Linked DNA regions of Homo sapiens: region 1 is linked to region 2. Evidence: read pairs that join two places in POLR2A ChIA-PET (ENCODE). Cell type or tissue: A673. All regions are shown on one strand. Each heading gives the region's core, and the rest is flanking DNA. Links, peaks and the distances in the headings are about the cores only.

Evidence for each region. ChIA-PET counts read pairs that join two places held together with the same protein. Peaks named below come from ENCODE experiments on the same cell type or tissue, not always from the same donor. Only the 100,000 strongest peaks of a DNase experiment are listed, where the experiment ranks them.
Region 1: POLR2A ChIA-PET joins it to region 2 with 5 read pairs; 1 of 35 experiments calls an interaction of 5 or more read pairs at or near these places.

What each region holds. Positions count from the first base shown.
Region 1 is chr11:66,146,782-66,157,281 of GRCh38, forward strand. The region is part of intron 1 of PACS1 (phosphofurin acidic cluster sorting protein 1); the gene reads left to right. It overlaps LOC124902833 (small nucleolar RNA U13), which reads left to right and starts at 5,840; the gene lies at 5,840-5,944. In A673, for the core only: no CTCF peak of the experiment used is centred there; a DNase peak (open chromatin) is centred at 4,700.
Region 2 is chr11:65,929,084-65,939,583 of GRCh38, forward strand. LOC105369350 (a long non-coding RNA gene) reads right to left here. Exons shown (of 3, transcript XR_950212.3): 2 at 9,225-9,396; 3 at 8,709-9,013. Among named protein-coding and RNA genes, the nearest start is that of TSGA10IP, 11 kb to the right of the region's middle. RefSeq lists an enhancer at 8,154-8,678. In A673, for the core only: no CTCF peak of the experiment used is centred there; no DNase peak of the experiment used is centred there.

The sequences.
Region 1 (10,500 bases), core at 3,317-5,816, 220 kb after region 2:
CACGCCTGTAACCCCAGCACCCCAGCACTTTGGGAGGCTGAGGTGGGCAGATCACTTGAGGTCAGGAGTTCGAGACCAGCCTGGCCAACATGGTGAAACCCCCGTCTCTACTAAAAAATACAAAAATTAGCTAGGCATGATGGCACATGCCTGTAATCCCAGCTACTCAGGAGGCTGAGGCAGGAGAATCGCTTGAACCTGGAAAGTGGAGCTTGCAGTGAGCCGACATCATGCCTGCCACTGCACTCCAGCTTGGGCGACCAAGTAAGACACTGTCTAAAAACAGACAAAGACAAAAAGAATAAGAATGTCTTGAAAGCAGCAAGAAAAAGATAACTCCTCAAGTTTTTTATTGTAACAGTATGAATGTTTGCTGACTTCTCAGCAGAAACAGTGTAGGGTAGAAGGCAATGGAATGACATATTCAAAGTACTGAAAGAAAAAACGAAACAAAACAAAATTTTTATATCTAGCAAAAGTATTCTTCAAAAATGAAGGCAAAATAAAGACATTCCTAGATAAACAAAGACTAGGAATTGCTTGCTACGAGATCTACCTGAAAGAAGTTTTTTTGACTGAGAGGAAAATTCTACCAATGGACAGTAATTTAGATCCACAAGACTAAAGGAAGAACACCAAAATTGCCAAATATTTGGGTAAATGTAAGATAATATATAAAAATAGCTGAGGCTTAAAGTAGTAAAGAACATTCTCCTGGTAAGAGGAAAATGATAACAATGGAAACTTGAGTCAATTTAAAGGAATAAAGAATGCTAAAAATAGTAAGTATGTAGGTAAACATAAGAAATTTTCTAATGTTGTAATTTTTCTAAATGGTAATTGACAGTAAAAAGCAAAAATAATAACAATGTATTATGGAGTTAAAACATGTAGAATAGAGAGTAAAGGGGTGATTCCTGGAGGCTGGGAAGGTTAGGGGGTAGTGGGAGGGAAGTGGGTTAGTTAATTGGTACAAAAAGAAAGAATGAATAAGAGCTAGTATTTGCTAGCACAACAGTGTGACTGTAATCAGAAATAATTGTGATATAAAAATAACTAATTATTGTCTGTGACACAAATGATAAATGCTTAAGATGATGGATACCCCATTTACCCTGATGTGATTATTAGGTATTGCATGCCTATATCAAAGCATCTCAAATAACCTATAAATATATACACCTTCTATATACCCACAAAAATTAAAAATAAATTTTTAAAATTTAGAAATGAAATATACGGCCATAATAACAAAAGACATAAGGAAAAAAAAATACCTGAGACTCTCTTGTAGTTTGTTGAGTGTAATTGGCATAATCCTTTTGAAAGCTAGTTGGGCAGTAGCCATTAAAAATGTACTTTTTAAAAATTAATTATTATTATTATTTTTTGAGACAGAGTCTCACTCTATTGCCCAGGCTAGAGTGCAGTGGTGTGATCACAGCTTACTGCAGCCTTGACCTCCTGGGCTCAAGTGATCCTCTCAGCTTAGCTTCCCAGGTAGCTGGGACTACAGGCACACACCAGCATGCCTGGCTAATTTTTGTATTTTTTATAGAGATGGGTGTCTCGTGAGGCTGTACTCACACTCCAGGCCTCAAATGATCCTCTTGCCTCGGCCTCCCAGAGTGCTGGCATTACAGGTGTGAGCACCATGCCTGGCCTGCCATTAAAAATTTAAATGTTTAGTCCTTTTGACTTAGCACTTTCAGTTTTAAGAACACATATCATAGAAACACTACAATAACTTTGTAATAACTAAGAACTATAAAAAAGTCAAATGCCCATCAGAAAGGGACTGATTAAGTAAGTAGTATATTTATTTTGACTAACTATTATAACCATTAAAAGGAATGAAGTCAGGCCGGGTGCGGTGGCTCACGCCTGTAATCTCAGCACTTTGGGAGGCCAAGGAGGGCGGATCACTTGAGGTCAGGAGTTCAAGACCAGCCTGGCCAACATGGTGAAACCCCTTCTCTACTAAAAATACAAAAATTAGCTGGGCATGTTGGCGTGCATCTGTTATCCCAGCTACTTGGGAGGCTGAGGTGTGAGAATTGCTTGAACCAGGGAGGTGGAGGTTGCAGTGAGCCGAGATTGCACCACTGCACTTCAGCCCAGGTGACAGAGTGAGGCTCCATCTCAAAACAAAACAAAACAAAAAAGAATGAAGTCACTATATATGTTTTAACATGGAAAGGTGTCCACTTAACAGCTGCTAAATGTGATGCATTTGGTCGAAAAGAGATTGAGCAGCACAGAAGTATATGCTCAAAGGTATGTGTGAGCATGTGCACATGCACACGCACTTTTTTTTTTTTTTTTTTTTTTGAGATAGAGTCTCCCTCTGTCACCCATTCTGGAGTGTAATGGTGTGATCTTGGCTCATTGCAACCTCTGCCTCCTGGATTCAAGCAAGTCTGCCTCAGCCTCCCGAGTAGCTGGGATTACAGGCGTGCGCCACCACACATGACTAATTTTTGTATTTTTAGTAGAGACAGGTTTTCACCACGTTGGTCAGGCTGGTCTCGAACCCCTGACCTCAGGTGATGCGCCTGCCTCGGCCTCCCAAAGTGCTGGGATTACAGGTGTGAGCCACCATCCCCAGCCAACACGCACTTTTTTTTCTTCAGCCTTTTAATAGTGATCTTCTCTGGCGATTTATAGGATTGTTCCACTTTATTATATATTTCCAAAATAAGAGGTTTTTTTCCTACTGTGTGTTTCTACTTTTTCTACTTTTCAAACTATTACTTTAAAAACAAATATTTTATAAACATACACATTTTAAAAAGTAGCTCATAGCATAACATTAACTTTGTATTTGAAATTGTGAGATGAAATCAAGTACCCGGTCTATAAACAGCACTTTCTACATCCATTCCACATCTTGTGTTCGTGTGTGTGTGTGTGTGTGTGTGTGTGTTTTACATGTCTGTTCAGTACATTATAAGATCTTTGGGGGGCAAAACTGATCTTTTTTTTGAGACGGAGTTTCGCTCTTGTTGCCCAGACTGGAGTGCAGTGGCATGATCTCGGCTCACTGCAACCTCTGCCTCCCAGGTTCAAGCAATTCTCCTGCCTCAGCCTCCTGAGTAGCTGGGATTACAGGCATGCACCACCACACCTGGCTAATTTTGTATTTTTAGTAGAGATGGGGTTTCTCCATGTTAGTCAGGCTGGTCTCGAACTTGCCACCTCAGGCGATCCACCCGTCTCGGCCTCCCAAAGTGCTGGGATTACAGGCTTGAGCCACCACGCTCGGCCAAAACTGATCTTATTCATATTTGTTCAATTTCTCCCCCACATCCCCTCTCTCTATTCCTATCATATAGTGCTTTGCACATAACAGACCATCTGTGAATATTTATACTTTATTAAAGACATATAAAATAGTAATTATTCTCTACAGCAATTGGAATCCAATACAGTAATCTATATACAGTTATTTGATCCACTGACATACGTTCTTTCTCTTTCTCCCAAAAATAACCATTGAGACTAACAAAACCAAAACAAAACCGAAACAAAGAGCTCTAGCTTTTCCCATCTTCTCCAGTTACTAAATGTAGAACAGACTGGGTTTTGCTGACTTCTAGGCAGGAAACAGATTCTATTTCTAGGAACAGAATTCCTATATCTAACTGAGCTATTCTTTTTCTTTTATGTTGTTTCCTTTTCACTAAAATAGAAAAAAAAAAGAAACATTTTAAGCCTTTCTACCTTTGCTATATGACTTTATCACATGCAACATTTGGAATATTTGATCTAATAAATTTCTAAAGACAATTAGGACTTTGCCACTGAAGTGTTATTGTTCATTACTTGAAAACGTGTTACTTTTAAATGTTTTGTTTATAGCACTATGCCTTTAAAAGTAAGGTGTTATATTTAAAAATCCAAAAAGTAAATTACTTTCTGTTGGATTAGAGGAAATTTCCATTAAGGGAGATTGAAGTGGTTGCATAAACCCTCCTACAGATAACAATTGAAAGATCTGGGTAAAATATAAGAAACAACTAAAAGCATCCAAAAGCTGTCCCTAGAACCTGAGGAGAATTGACTCCTGAAACACTATAATAGAAGGAGCAAGAATTGCAAGTTTGTGACTTTTTTGCCAGAGGTTATGCATCAGTACCCATGGTGGTTTCAGTAGAAAGAAATGATAGTGGAAAGCTGCAGCCTTACAGATGAGAGGTGCCAAAGAAGAGAAGTCAGGGATGGAAGACAAGCTGGAAAGTTCAGGGGGGAATCCTGGAAACAAGAGAGGACTACAGAAAGGGGGAGGCCCCACATCTGAGTGAAAACTGCCCAAATTCCTGGTTGACTATTAAACTCTAAATGTATAGTGAAATCCCAGGGAGCCCAGCAAGACAAAAACAAAAATAAAAACCAGCCAACCAATGAAACAAAGCAAGCAGGCAGAGGCTAGAGAGGAATCTACCCTTAAAAGACAGACCTATACTAGATGAGATCTGTGAGGTTCATGCTTTTTAAAACAGTATATCCCTAAACTGTGAGCAGCGAAGCAGTGGAAAGCTGAAGCCTTACTGGCTTGGGGTTCAGAGGAAAGACCCTAATATTGCCCAAGCAGCTGAAAACTTAGGAGGAAATCACAAGAACACAAAAGTCACAGAGTGTGAGCCCCTAAATCTGAGTATGATCAGCCTAAATCCCTGGCTGTCTGCCAGATTACACAGAAGCATGGGAGACCCCAGGGAGCTAGGCTAGACGTTGTAAGAGCTGAGCAGAGATAGCAGCTGCTTCATACGACAGGAGAGACAGTTCGCAGTTTGAATCCAGGCAAGTTAACTGCCTACTAGAATATAAAAAGAGAAAGTTCTCAGAAGAACACAGTAGAATCCAGAGTTGCTATAACATCTTATCTACAATGCCAAGTTTTCAATCTACAATTACTAGACATGTAAATAAAATGGAAAGTCTAACTCATACTCAGGAAGAAAAGCAGTCAGTAGAGACTGACTCTGAGCATCTAAGTGGGTACAGTGTTGGATTTTGCAGGCAGACTGCAAAGCCACTGTGCTATGATCAAAGAATTAAAGGAAAAATAAGTGAACAGATAGAGAAATTGTAACAAAGAAATGGAAAGTGAAAAAATGGAAGTTGTAGAGCTCAAATAAGTAATAGCTGAAATAAAAACTCACTGGAGGCCGGGTGCAGTGGCTTACACCTATAATCCCACAACTTTGGGAGGTCAAGGCAGCAGGATCACTTGAGCTCAGGAGTTTGAGACCAGCCCGGGCAACATAGTGAGACCCCACCTCTACAAAGCAATTTTAAAATGAGCCAGGCATGATGGTATGTGCCTGTAGTGCCAGCTACTTGGGAGGCTGAGGTGGGAGGATCGTTTGAGCCCAAGAGATCGAGGCTGCAGTGAGCTGTGATCGTGCCACTGCACTCCAGCCTGGCTGACAACATGTCTCAAAAGAAAAAAAAAGTTCACTAGATGTGCTCAACAGCAGTTTTGAAATGACAGAGAAAAGAATCTGTGCCGTTGAAGATAGATCAATAGAAATTATCCCATCCAATGAAGAGAGGAGCAAAGATTGAAGAAAAGTGAGTAGAGCCTCAGAGACTTGTAGGACGATATCAGGTAGCCTAACATAAGTGTACTTGGAGTCTTAGAAAGGGAAGAGAAAAATAGGCAAAAAACAATATTTGAAGAAATAATATCCCCAAACTTCTTAAATATGGTAGAAAACACTATAGATTCAAGAAGTTCAGTGGAGTCTGAGCACAAAGGAAAAGCACTCATAGGCATATCATAGTCAAATTGCTGAAACCAAAGATAAAAAGAAAATCTTAAAAGCAGATAGAGATCCTTTTGCAGCTCATGAGTGTGACGATTGGGTGTTCATGCATGTGTGTGAGGTGTGCCACCCTCTGAACCTTGTTACAACATCAGCACATTACGTCTCTGAACTTGCATGGGGAGGGGAAGCAGGTAGAGAAAAGTGACACATTACATAAAAGGGATCAGTGTTACAAATGTGACTGACTTTTCATCAGAAATGAAGGAGGCCAGAAGACACTGGAACAGTATAGTCAAATACTGAGAGAAAAACCCTGTCAACCAAGAATCCAGTATCCAGAGAAACACATTTTCAAAAATGAGGGCTAAAGACATTTTCAGAAAAACAAAAATTGAGAGAATTCATCACCAGCAGACTTCCACTAAAAGAAGTTTTCAGAATGAAGGGAAATGATACCAGGTGGTAACTCATCTACAGGAAGAAATAAAGGGCATTGGAAATAGTAAATATGTAGGTAAATATAAAAGACTATGATTTTTTTCCTTCTCTAATTTCTTTAAGATACATATGTGTTTTTTTTTGAGATGGGGGTCTCACTATGTTGCCCAGGCTTGAGTGTGTTGGCTATTCACAAGGACAATTATGGTGCACTATAGCCTTGAACTCCTGGGCTCAAGCTATCATCCTGCTTCAGCCTCCTGAGTAGCAGAGACTACAGGCATGTGCCACTGTGCCTGCTGGTGACATAAGAAACAAGATTTTAAAGATTTTATAACACTCTAGTGCTGGGTTTATAATGTACATATAGGTTGGTCACAGTGGCTCACACCTGTAATCTCAGCCCTTTGGGAGGCCAAGGTGGGAGGATTGCTTGAGCCCAGAAGTTTGAGGCCAGCTTGGGCAACATGGTGAGACCTTTTCTCTACCTAAAAAATAAAAAACCTGGCCAGGCGCGGTGGCTCACGCCTGTAATCCCAGCACTTTGGGAGGCTCAGGTGGGCGGATCACGAAATTGGGAGATCGAGACCATCCTGGCTAACACGGTGAAACCCCGTCTCTACCAAAAATACAAAAAAATTGCCCGGCATGGTGGTGGGCACCTGTAGTCCCAGCTACTCTGGGGGCTGAGGCAGGAGAATGGCGTGAACCCGGGAGACGGAGCTTGCAGTGAGCCGAGATGGTGCCACTGCACTCCAGCCTGGGTGACAGAGCGAGACTGTCTCAAAACAAACAAACAAAAAAAACCTTTTAAACATAATATGTATATAGGTGTAATTATGACAACAGTAGCACTAAGATGGGGCAGGGCAAATGGAAATTTACTGTTGTAAGATTTGTACATTTTACCTGCTTAGAAGAGACACACTTTAAACACAGAGACACAGGTTAAAAGTGAAAGGATGGAAAAAGATTATACCATGAAAAGAATACACATAAGAAAGCTGAAGTGGCGATATTAACATCAAATGAAATAAATTTTAAGATGAGGAATATTGCTAGAGATTAAGGATACTTTATAATGATAAAAGGGTCAGTATCTTACAGAGCTATAAAAATCTTCAATGTGTATGTCCCTGATAACAGAGCTTCAAAATACTGAACCAGGTGCAGTGGCTCACGTCAGTAATCCCAGTGCTTTGGGAGTCCAAGGCAAGAGTATTGCTTGAGGCCAGGAATTCAAGACCAGCCTGGGCAACATAGTGAGATCCCATCTCTGCAAAAAAGTTTTAAAAATTAGCTTATTGTAGTGGTGCACACCTGTAGTCCTAGCTGCTCTAGAGGCTGAGGCAGGAGAATTGCTTGAGCCTGGGAATTCAAGGCTGCAGTGAGCTATGATAGCACCACTGCCCTCCAGCCTGGGCAACAGAGTGAGACCCTGTCTCTAAAAAATAAAAATAGAGAGGCTACTAGGACTGGTAAGTGAGTTTAGCGAGATACAGTAGGATCTCACTACTGTAAGAATACAAGGTCAGTATATCAAGAAAACCATTTATGTTTTGGTCAGAATACCAAAATAACAGATAACTGGAAAAAAAATTTTAAGTATAGTATTCCACTTGCCATATCATCCAAATACATGAAGTACTAGGGATAAATTTAACAAAATGTATGTAAAACTTACATACTGAAAACTACAAAATATTAGTATAAATAGGCTCGTGGATTGGAAATCTCAGTATCATAAACATAATCAATTTTCTACAAATTCATCTGTAGATTCAATACATTCTCAATCAAAATTTCTGCGTATTTTTGTTGTAGAAATTGAAAAGCTGGTTCTAGAATGTGTATGGAATGCAAAGTACTTAAAACTGGCAAAGCCAGCAAAAATTGAGGACTGACTTCTACAGCACCGCAAGGCTGTGATACTGGCAAAATAATAGACATGTACATAAATGAGAAGATGGAATCCAGAAAGAGATCCACACGTAAATAGACAATTGATTTGCAGCAAAGGTCCTGAGGCAATTCAATGGGGAAAGGAACATCTTTTCAACACATGGTACAGCAGCAACTAAATATCTGTGTGGAAGAAAACAAACATTAACCCATACCTTATACACTGCCCAGAAAGCTCAAAACGGACCAAAGTCCTAAACGAGTTAAAACTATAAAGCTTCTGGAAAAATTATAGGGGAAAACGTTCATGTGACTTCTGGGTGTGAAAAGATTTTCTAAGTAGGATACAAAAAGCACATACCATAAAATAAATGAATGCTAAATTGGACTTTATCAAAATTGAAATGTGCTTTTTCAGAAAGGAATGAAGAAAATGTACAATATGGGATAAAATGTTTACAATAGATAAATCTGACAAAGGATTGTAAAGAACTCTTACAGTTCAGTAATAGTAACCCCATTTTTTAAATGCACAAAAGATTTCAAAGTATACTTCACAAGGTAAGATAAAACAGTGGCCAGGAGCTACATAAAATACTTCATATTATTAATTATCAGAGAAAAGCAATTTCCAGCCATAATGAACTACCGCTCTTTACCCTCTACGTATGGCTAAAATTTAAGAGACTGATAGCTCCAGGTGTTGGCAAGGATGTGGCACAAGCAGAACTTTCATATCCTCTGTTGAGAATGTAAAGTAGTACTAGTTTAGAGAACAGTAGTTTGTTTTAAAGTTAAACAACAGTTACTCAAGGATACAGTAATTCCATGCCTAGATATTTATCTGAGAGGAATGAAAACGCAGAGGCTTCTCCATGAGTGTTTGTAGCAGCGTATTCATGACGGCCAAAGGCTGGAAACAATCCGGGGGCTCATCAGGTGAATGGATGAACAAACTGTGCTGTCCCAGTCCAATGAGAGCTCTGAGCAGGAAAAAGGAGCTCTAGACAGCATGGATCTGGCTCAAAAACATGCTTTGTGAAAGAAGCCAGACCCAGAGGTGTACATGCTGTATATTTATATAAAAGTCTCAAAGGTGCAAACCAGTGGATAGTGACAATAAAATAAAGGAGTGATTGCCTGGGGCTTGGGTGGAGGGAAGATTGCAAAGAGGCGTAAAGGAACTTTCAAGGGTGATGGAAATGCTCAGTGTCTTTATTGTGGGGGTGTTTCCACTGGTATATTGTATGTAAATTTTGTTTATTGTCTGTAAATTATATCCTCCACAAAGTTGTTTCATTTTTTAAATTATATATATATATATATATATATATATATATATATATATATATATATATAGTTTTTTTTTTTTTAAGACAGAGTCTTGCTCTGTCCCCCAGGCTGGAGTGCAGTGGTGTGTGATCTCGGCTCACTGCAACTTCTGCCCCCCGGGTTCAAGCCATTCTCCTGCTTTCCGCAGCTGGGATTACAGGCATGTACCACCACGCCCAGCTAATTTTTGTGTTTTTAGTAGAGATGGGGTTTCACCATGTTGGCCAGGCTGGTCTTGAACTCCTGGCCTTAAGTGATCCATCCGTCTTGGCCTCTCAAAGTGCTGGGATTGCAGGCGTGAGCCACTGCACCTGGCCTAAAGTTGTTTTTTAAAAAAATCTTTCCGGCTGGGCATGGTGGCTCATGTCTGTAATCCCAGCACTTTGGGAGGCCGAGGCAGGCGGATCACAAGGTCAGGAGATCGAGACCATCCTGGCTAACACGGTGAAACCCTGTTTCTACTAAAGATACAAAAAATTACCCGGGCGTGGTGGTGGGCACCTATAATCCCAGCTACTCGGGAGGCTGAGGCAGGAGAATGGCGTGAACCTGGGAGGCGGAGCTTGCGCGAGCCGAGATGGCGCCACTGCACTCCAGCCTGGGCGACAGAGCGAGACTCTGTCTCGAAAAAAAAAAAAAAATCTTTCCATGGTTTAATAAAGGCAGCTATTCAGTATTCACTCTCTAGGTGATGATTATACTTTAGGTTGTTTATTCTCTTTCCCAGAACCTCTTTCTTGTTCAGGTATCAGATTCTTCTTTGTGGTGATGTTCTTCTAGGAAGAATGTTCTGACCCCAAGTTCTGGTCATTTTGCTTTGTTTGATAATTTTGTCTCCCCTCAATTACGTAGGATGGTACATGTTACCAAGTTGTGACCAATGACAAATGAACAGATGTCTTCAGGGTCAGGAGAGACTTTTAGAAAAGATGGAGAAATGAGATGGATTATATTTCCTCCCTCCCCAACCCCACTAAAATGACAGTAAAGGAATTTTCTTTTAAAAAAGTTACAAATCTATAAGGATGAAGAGATTGGGAGAGGAGATCACAGT
Region 2 (10,500 bases), core at 4,440-6,939:
GCTGGGATAACTGTGCTTGCAGGTTTCACCTCCACTTCTGGAAAGCGCCCCTCTTGGGGACACAGGGCCTGTCGGATTCACGTCTGTGTCTCCAGGATGTCTCACAGGGCCTGGCACGTGGTAGGTACGTGGTGGGCATGTTTTTGTGCATGGGTCTGCCCTGCCCTTCTTCCTTCAGGCCACCCCAAATCATATCCGTATCCCTAGAGAACTGACGCCCACCCCACTCCAACCAGGTGGCACCTCCAGGACCGCTGGTCAAGATACCCTCCCCACAGCCATTGGTCAGGGGTGGCCGTGAGACTCAAGACAGCACATGTGGCCGGGTGCAATCGCTCACGCCTGTAATCCCAGGACTTTGGAACGCTGAGGCAGGCAGATCACCTGGGATCAGGAGTTCAAGACAAGCCTGGCCAACATGGCAAAACCCCATCTCTACTAAAAATACAAAAATTAGCTGGATGTGGTGGTGGGTGCCTGTAATCCCAGCTACTCAGGAGGCTGAGGCTGCAGAATTGCGAGAACCTGGGCAGTGGAGGTTGTAGTGAGCCGAGATCGCACCACTGCACTCCAGCCTGGGCGATAGAGCAAGACTCCGTTTTTTAAATAAATTACCCAGTTCCAGGTTTTCTGTTATAAGCAACAGAGAATGGGTGAAGACATTTATTTTTATCTTTAATAATGTATTTAGGCCAATTGTATGCTAGAGAGACCTGACTACTACAAGACATCATTGTATGCTTGCCGAATAAATGAAATACCATTGATTAATTTGCAAACCACATTCCCAGTGCACCTGAGGTGGCTTCCAACAAGAACAAGGAAGGTAAAATTTAAAAAACAGAAATGGAGATTCAAGAATGTGGATGGGTGCAGTGGTATACACCCGTGCTACCAGTGGTGCACTCCCAGCTACTCTGGAGGCCCGAGGAGGGAGGATCACTTGAGACCAGGAATGTGAGTCCAGACTGGGCAACATAGCAAGATCTTATCTCTAAAAACAAAAAATTTTAGGCCGGGTGTGGTGGCTCATGCCTGTAATCCCAGCACTTTGGGAGGCTGAGGAGGGCGGATCACGAGGTCAAGAGATCGAGACCATCCTGACCAACATGGTGAAACCCTGTCTCTACTAAAAATACAAAAATTAGCTGGGTGTGGTGGTGCACGCCTGCAGCCCCAGGTACTCGGGAGGCTGAGGCAGCAGAATCTCTTGAACTCGGGAGATGGAGGTTGTAGTGAGCCAAGATCGTGCCACTGCACTCCAGCCTGGTGACAAAGCGAAACTCTATCTGAAAAAAAAAAAAAAAAAAAAAATTTAGGCCACATGGGATGGCTCACACCATAATCCCAGCACTTTGGGAGGCCAAGGCAGGAGGATCACTTGAGGCCAGGAGTTTGATACCAGCCTAGGCAACATAGTGAGACCCTGTCTCTAAAAAAATTATTAAAAAATTTTTTAAATAAAATAATAAAATATAATTAAAAGAGAAAATAAAGATCAGAAACAATAGCATACATATATAAATATGCAACCCATAAAGGCCTGTAAAAGTGCTTTATTAATTCAATATCAAATTTAGTTCTGAGCTTTCTGGCAGCCAAAGCAAAAAACTTTTTTTTTTTTTTCCGGAGAAAACTTCTTCAGTGGAAAGAAATTTTTTCCTAGACTTTAGCTGCAAAAGAACAGTTTCAGATGGGGCCTGCGGTGTGATGTGGTGAAGGCCAATCTCAGCCGCATTCGCACAGCCAAAGCCTGTAATAAGCCTCCCACAATGAGTCCTTGGAGAATGGGTCCAGGCGATTCAGTTGTTCTCATTTGGGCTCGCCTTGACCTCTCAGTGGCTCTTGTCATAGTTGGTCGCTTGCCTCCTCTTTGAAACACTTTCTTCACTTGGATGGGGGCCCTCACTCTCTTGGCAATCTTTTTTTTTTTTTGAGACGGAGTCTCGCACTCTCACCCAGGCTGGAGTGCAGTGGCGCCATCTCGGCTCACTACAAGCTCCGCCTCCCGGGTCCACACCATTCTCCTGCCTCAGCCTCCCGAGTAGCTGGGACTACAGGCGCCCGCCACCACGCATGGCTAATTTTTTTTATTTTTACTAGAGACGGGGTTTCACCGTATGAGCCAGGATGGTCTCGATCTTCTGACCTTGTGATCCGCCGCCTCATCCTCCTAAAGTGCTGGGATTACAGGCGTGAGCCACCGCGCCCGGCCTCTCTTGGCAATCTTCTTCCCCACCGTGGGCTGTGGTCTTGTCTCCATGGCCACATCTCCCTGACCTCTCTTGACCTCTGAATGGTGGTGGGCCCAGGCTCAGACCTCTCCCCTGCCCTCCCTTCCCCTCCCTTCCCCTCCCCTCCCACTTCCTGGATGACAGGCCACTGTTTCCACCCCAGGCCCTCCAGTCTAATTTCTACTCACAGCCAGAGGGAGTGCAGCCATTACATCTTATGCTGCCATTTCCTCATCGTCCTGTGATCACCTAAAGTTACTAAACAAATCTCTATTAAAGTGCCCAGTTTTGTGTAGTGGCCAAATCCCAGAACTTGATTTAGAATGAAGTATTCTTGGGCTGGGCGTGGTAGTACGCACCTGTAGTCCCAGCTGGTCGTGAGGCTGAGGCTGCAGGGATCGCTTGAGTTTGAGGCTGCAGGGACCCAAGATAGCACCACTGCACTCAAGCCTGGGCAACAGAGCGAGAGCTTGTCTCAAAACAAACAAACAAACAAACAAACAAACAAAAAAAACGAACACAGCTTTTTCCACTTCTGGCCATTGCAGCCCCCACTGATAAGGAGTCAGGGAAGTCGGGTCTGCGCCTCTCCCTGGCCCCATTCCCAGGCTTGAGAAGACGCTGCCTTTGGAGAACAGGGAGGGAGGGCAGTGGGTGCAGAGAGTGCATCCTGGATTGACACTGGTGTAAGATGGCATCTCACTCCTTGGGTGGCAGCTGTCTAAAGCTGGCTCCTGCCCTCAGGGGTTTTATGGGCTCCCTTATGTACTACCCCCTTGACTGAAACTCCTGGCAAAGGGGCAGCCCCTCTCTGTTGACTGGCTCTGGTTTTCTTTCAAGTGGCATGCACTACCCCACTCTGTTGCATACCCTGTGCCAGAGAAAACAAGCCCGTGGGGCCAGACCCCTTTTTCCATTCCTGCGGTCCAGTGCCCACTGCAGGTCACCTCCTTTCTGGAGGCCTTTCCTACCAATGACCCACGGGGGTGCCATGACTGCAGGAAGCCCACCTCAAGCGCTCTGGGGGGCTTCCTTGAAGCACTTCTCACCAGATTTGAGGTTAGAAGGCAGCTCCCCAGCTCCACCCCCTGCAGACTCACTGCCATAGCAGCTCTTTCCAAATCAAATCACCGCAAACTGCCCCTTTCAAATCCACCCTCGATCCCTTTATACTCTTGCGGTGGATGAGGGGCTTCGACAGTGGCAACATGGGTTTCTGCTTTCTTTAAAATTTTGCAGTTTGGCCAGGAGCAAGCACTTCACTTTGGCATTTCATATCCATTCCATTCTAGAGCCTCAGTCAAATATTCTTGCACGCTGTTCATCCTTAGGACAAACCCAGAATCCTTTCCCTGGCTCCCAGGCCCCACGTGATCTGACTCTTGAGCACCCCCCCATGGAGGTTTATTTATTTATTTTTTTGAGGCGGAGTCTCACTCTGTCGCCCAGGCTGGAATACAATGACGCGATCTCAGCTTGCTGCAACCTCTGCCTCCCGGGTTCAAGTGATTCTTGAGCCTCAGCCTTCCGAGTAGCTGGGACTACAGGTGTGTGCCACCATACTTGGCTAATTGTTTTGTATTTTTTTAGTAGAGACGGGGTTTCACCATGTTGGCCAGGCTGATCTCAAACCTCTGACCTCAAGCGATCTGCCCAACTCGGCATCCTAAAGTGCTAGGATTACAGGTGTGAGCCACCGTGCCCAGCCCCCCATGGAGGTTTAAAATATCAAAATACCAACCTGGGCACAGTGGCACACACCTGTAGTCCCAGCTACTCAATAGGATCGTTCTAGCCCAGGAATTTGAGTCCAGTCTGAGCAACATAGCAAAACCCCATTTCCAAATAACATAAAATATCAAAATACCAAAAAACATTACAAATAATTGTATGTTGGTAAATATAGAAACTTAAGCAAAGTAAATACCTTTCTGGAAGAATGTGAAATGTCAAAATTGGCACAAAAATATCAAAACTTCAGTAGACCCATAACCAGGAAAGAAAATTGAGTAGCTCATGCCTGTGACCTCAGCACTTTGTTTTATTTTGTTTTTGAGATGGAGTCTCACTCTTATTGCCCAGGCTGGAGTGTGGTGGCGCAATCTCGGCTCACTGCAACCCCTGCCTCCCATTTTCAAGCGATTCTCCTGCCTCAGCCTTCCGAGTAGCTGGGATTAAAGGCGCCAGCCACCACGCCCAGCTAATTTTTTTGTATTTTTAGTAGAGACAGAGTTTCACCACGTTGGCCAGGCTGGTCTCGAACTCCTGACCTCAGGTGATCCACCTGGCTAAGCCTTCCGAAGTGCTGGGATTACAGGTGTGAGCCACTGCACCCGTCCTAACCTCAGCACTTTGGGAGGCTAAGGCAGAAGGATCATTTGAGGCGAGGAATATAAAATCAGCCTGGGAAACATAGCGAGACCCTGTCTCTTGGGAAAACAACAACAACAACAACACTACAATAGGCCGGGCACAGTGGCTCACGCCTATAATCTTAGTACTTTGGGAGGCTAAGGCAGGCAGATCACCTGAGGTTGGGAGTTCGAGACCAGCCTGGCCAACATGGTGAAACTCTGTCTCTACTAAAAATACAAAAATTACCCGGATGTGGTGGCACATGCCTGTAATCCCAGCTACTTGGGAGGCTGAGGCACGAGAATCACTTGAACCTGGGAGGTGGAGGTTGCAGTGAGCCGAGATCACTCTACTGCACTCCAGCCTGGGCGACAGAGCAAGACTCCATCTCAAAAAAAAAAAAAAAAAAAAAACTAAAAGAAAAAGAAACTTGTAATCTGAGACTCCAATGTGAAAAAACCCAATAGAAATGTTTTTATAGGGCAGTTCTACCAGCCTTTGGAGGAACAGATGGTCCTTATCTCACACCAGTTGTTACAGAAGCCAGAAAGAGAGAAGGCTGCCCAATTTCTTGTATGACCCCCGCAAGCCAGATAAAGACAGTATCAGAAAAGTCTGTACACAGAGCATTTCGTTATGGACACAGATGTTAAGCGTAAACTAATAGAATAGAATATAGGAAAATACCCCACCTAGGGATAGGAAAAGAAAGACTCTCAAAATACAAAGCTCTATTCAAAAACATTTATGAGTCTAACTCCATCAAAATTAAAGATTTTTTTTTTACCAGACTTAAAAAAAGATTAAGGATTTCTGGCCAGGCACGGTGGCTCACACCTGTAATCCCAGCACTTTGGGAGGCCAAGGTGGGTGAATCACTTGAGGTCAGGAGTTCGAGGGCAGCCTGGCCAACATGGTGAAACCCCATCTTTACAAAAATTAGCCAGTCGTGGTGGCACATACCTGTAATCCCAGCTACTCGGGAGGCTGAGGCAGGATAATTGTTTTGAACGTGGGTGGTGGAGGTTGCAGTGAGCTGAGATTGCACAACTGCACTCCAGTCTGGGTAACAGAGCGAGAGAGCGAGAATCCGTCTCGAAAAAAAAAAAAAAGTACCAGACCTCATTTTATGACCCCAGGGTTAGTCAAAATTCATAAGGTGAATAATGTCAATGTTTGGTGAGAATGTGGGCAGACAGAAATCCTTGGTCTTCTGTAGGCACATAAACTGACAGCCCTTCTCTCAAGCAATCTGAAATTAGGTGTATGTTTATGCCAAGACCTTACACTCTCAGCCTTGGATAAGTAGGCCAGAGAGATTCTCATTCAGGTGTACAAAGAGGCATGTGCAGCGGTGTTGACCACGGTGTTCTTTGTGAGAACAGGACTTGGGAGCCAGTCTGGCATCCATTGTCAGAAGGATGAATTAAGTAAAGCATACAAAGGGAAACTACGGAACACTATGCAACAGTCAGGATCTACAAGGCTTTTAAAACACAGTGCGGGCCAGGCACAGTGGCTCACGCCTGTATTCCCAGCACTTTGGGAGGCCGAGACGGGCGGATCACCTGAGGTCAGCAGTTCAAGACCAGCCTGGCCAACATGGTGAAACCTGGTCTCTACTAAAAAATAAATACAAAAATTAGCTGGGTATGGTAACGCAAGTCTGTAATCCCAGCTACTTGGGAGGCTGAGGCAGGAGAATTGCTTGAGCCCGGGAGGTGGAGGTTGCAGCGAGCTAAGATTGCACCACTGCACTCCAGCCTGGGCAACAAAGCGAGACTCTGTCTCAAAAAAAAAAAAAATCAAAAAACAAAAAACAAAAACAAAAACCACAGTGTTAGCAGCGGAGGGTGGCATGTGCCCATAATCCCAGATACTTGGGATGCTGAGGCGGGAGGATCTCTTGACCCCAGGAGTTTGAGGCCAGCCTGGGCAATATGAGACCTTGTCTCTAAAAACAAAACGATGGGGCATGGTGATTCATGCCTATAATTCCAGCTTTTTTTTTTTTTTTTTGAGAAGGAGTCTCGCTCTGTTGCCCAGGCTGGAGTGCAGTGGCATGATCTTGGCTCACTACAAGCTCTGCCTCCCGGGTTCACGCCATTCTCTGGCCTGAGCCTCCCGAGTAGCTGGGACTACAGGCGCCCGCCACCATGCCCGGCTAATTTTTTGTATTTTTAGTAGAGACGGGGTTTCACCATGTTAGCTAAGATGGTCTCAATCTCCTGACCTCGTGATCCTCCCTCTTCGGCCTCCCAAAGTGCTGGGATTACAGGCGTGAGCCACCGCGCCCAGCCTAATTCCAGCTTTTATTTATTTATTTATTTATTTCTGAGATGGAGTCTTGTTCTGTCACCCAGGCTGGAGTGCAGTAGTGTGATCTCAGCTAGCTGCAACCTCTGCCTGGGTTCAAGTGATTCTCCTGCTTCAGCCTCCTGAGTTAGCTGGGACTACAGGTGTGTGCCACCATGCCCGACTAATTTTTGTATTTTTAGTAGAGACGGGATTTCACAGTGATGGCCAGGCTTGTCTTGAACTCCTGACCTCAAGTAATCCACCTGCCTCGGCCTCCCAAAGTGCTGGGATTACATGCATAAGCCACCTTGCCCAGCCTGATTCTAGCATTTTGAGTAGGCTTAAGCGGGAGGAGTCCTTGAGGCCAGGAGTTCAAGATTAGCCTAGGCAGCATAGTGAGACCTCTGTCTCTCCAAAACTAATTTTTTTTTAAAGTAGCCAGGCATGGTGGCACATGCCTGTAGTCCAAGCTACTCAGGACGTTGTGGTTGTGGTAGAGGATCACCTGAGCCCAGGAGTTCGAGGCTGCAGTGAGCTATAATCACACCACTGCACTCCAGCCTGGGTGACAGAGTGAGGCCTTATCTCTAGAAAATAAAATAAATTTTAAAAACCCTAAAGCACAGTTTTGAAGGAAACGAGTAAGGAACAAAAATGAGATCAATACTGCTTATGCAAATTAAATACATACAATACCATTTATTTATTTTTATACTTAGTTTTATTTTTTATGTTTTTCTTGAGACAGGGTTTCACTCTGTCACCCAGACTGGAGTGCAGTGGTGTGATCATAGCTCATTGCAGCCTCAACCTCCTGGGCGCAGGTGATCCTCCCGCCTCAGCCTCCCGAGTAGCTGGAACTACAGGGACACGCCACCATGCCCAGCTAATTTCTTTGTATATTTTTGTGGAGCTGGGGTTTCACCATGTTTCTCAGGCTGGTCTCCAACTCCTGAACTCCAGCAATCCACCTACCTTGACCTCCCAAAGTGCTGGGATTACAGGCGTGAGCCACTGCACCCGGACCACAATACCACTTACATAAACAAAAAATACATACACACAAAAATGATAAAAGCTTCACAATGATCCGTTAACATCTTTCTTTCTTTCTTTTTCTTTCTTTCTTTCTTTCTCTCTCTCTTTCTTTCTTTCTCTCTTTATTTATTTATTTTTTTCAGAGTCTTGCTCTGTTGCCCAGGCTACAATGCAGTGGCATGTTCTCAGCTCACTGCAACATCTGCCTCCCATGTTCAAGCAATTCTCCTGCCTCAACCTCCTGAGTAGCTGGGATTACAGGCACGTGCCACCACGCCTGGCTAATTTTTGTATTTTTAGTAGAGATGGGGTTTCACCATGTTGGCCAGGCTGGTTTCGAACACCTGACCTCAAGTGATCCACCTGCCTCGGCCACCCAAAGTGCTGGGATTACAGGCATGAGTCACCACGCCCAGCCTATTCACATTTAAATAGGATGGAGCGGGGATCAAAGATGAAGAAGAAAATACAAAGGCAAAACAAGAGTCGCATTGCATCCATTGATGCTTTTTGTATGCTGTGAAATAAGGAATACAATAAACTCAGCTATCTGCTCCCCAGGACTAATGCAGAAGAGAAATGTGCAAAGGACATGGACAGGAATTCACAGAGGTAGCACAAATGGTCCATGGAGATAGGAAAATACTTGAACCTCACAAATAATGAAGGTGTGGAGACAAAAATGACCCCATCTTAGACGTGAATCCGCCATGCTGACTTCTGAATAGCTGCAGTCCCGTGAATACCTCCTGATTCCTACTCTATTTACTGCCCTTAGCATAAGACTATGTCCACCTTGATGTTATCACACCAATTATAGGCTATAACGTATGCAGATTCTTGCCTGTTCTGGAGGGCTGCCTTTAATTGTCTTGCACAGAACACTCATACCCTTTCCCTATGGTACATAAGCCTTGGCTCTAGGATGACAGGCACGGAGATCTGTTTGTCTCGTGGCTGCCCAAGACCAAGCTTGTCTGTAAGGTCACCCAAATAAATCACCCTGTACCAGCAAACTGGATTTGTCTGCCTTGTTCTTTGGTTTCTCTGCTCCTTCAGCATTCGGGAGCTGCCTTGCATATCTGGCCCTTTCATGAAAGAGAAGAGAATACAAGTTATTGCAACAATGCAATAATAGCTTTTCATCTATCAGATTAGCAAAGTGAAAATTATAATTGCTGGTGAGGGTATAAATACTGTTGATGGAAATCTATAATGATTGAGCCTTTAGGGGGAATAATTAGGCACCATCAAGATCTAAATGGCTTAGAGCTAGCTAGTTTGCTTATAGAACATTACCTTGCAGAAATCTCAAGACACATTTCCAGGGATGTCCGCAGCTGCAGTGTCTGGAGTGAGGACGCAAGCGGAAGCAGTCCCGGTGTTTGACAAAAGGACACAGGTGATGTACATTAGGTGGGTCAGACAGCCAAACAGTGATGATGGTAAAGACTGGGTGGCTCTGTATGTCCTGACATGGAAAGAATATAACATTCTAGTAGGCAAAACCAGGATGATCTCATTTTTGTTGAAAAATATGTATATGTAGGTTTGTATACACACACACACACACACACACACACACACACACACACACGTCTATCTCTAAAATCACAAGATATTCAAATGGTACACTGGCTCAGGTCTTGGTTTTGCATCGGAGGCCAAGGACAAAGCAATAGCCCCAGGGCCCTGCATTGCTAATCAGGTGCCAGGCCCCCTTGCAGTGAGGACAGGACACTCCTGACCTCAAGTGATCCACCCACCTCAGCCTCCCAAAGTGCTGGGATTACAGGCGTGAGCCACCGCGCCCGGCCCAGACTAGACATTTCAATTTCAATTTCTGAGGCTGTTCTTAGTGATCAGAGGACTTTTCACTACCTGAGGTGACTTGAGAAGTCATAGTGCCTGCTCACGTCTTATCCAGGCCTGGGAACGGCTTGGCCCAAGGGGGAGTGGGTGGGTGGAAAAGGATGCAGCTGTCTCTGTCCGAATGCTGCACCCCGCCTTGCTCAGGGTGTCAGTTCCACATTTGTTTGTGCTCACAGGGGAAAAACACGGGCCAAATACACACCCAAAAGTTAACAGCAGTTCTACTGCACAGATTTAATTTTTTTTTAGACAGAGTTTTACTCTTGTTGCCCAGGCTGGAGTGCAGTGGTACGATCTCGGCTCACTGCAACCTCTGCCTCCCTGATTCAAGCGATTCTCCTGCCTGAGCCTCCCAAAGTAGCTGGGATTACAGGCGCCTGCCACCACACCCTGGTAATTTTTTTGTATTTTTAGCTGAGACGGGGTTTCATCATGTTGACCAGGCTGGTCTCGAACTCCTGACCTCAGGTGATCCACCTGCCTCAGCCTCCCAAAGTGCTGGGATTACAGCTGTGAGCCACTGCACCTGGTCATATTTAAATTTTTGACAGTGTGCATATATTACTTCTATTATCTGAAGAACCAATAAAGATGTTTTCTATCTGTACATGTATTTATTATTTTATTGTATTGTATTTCATTTTATTTTATTTTATTTTATTTTATTTTTTGAGACAGTCTCATTCTGTTGCCCAGGCTGGAG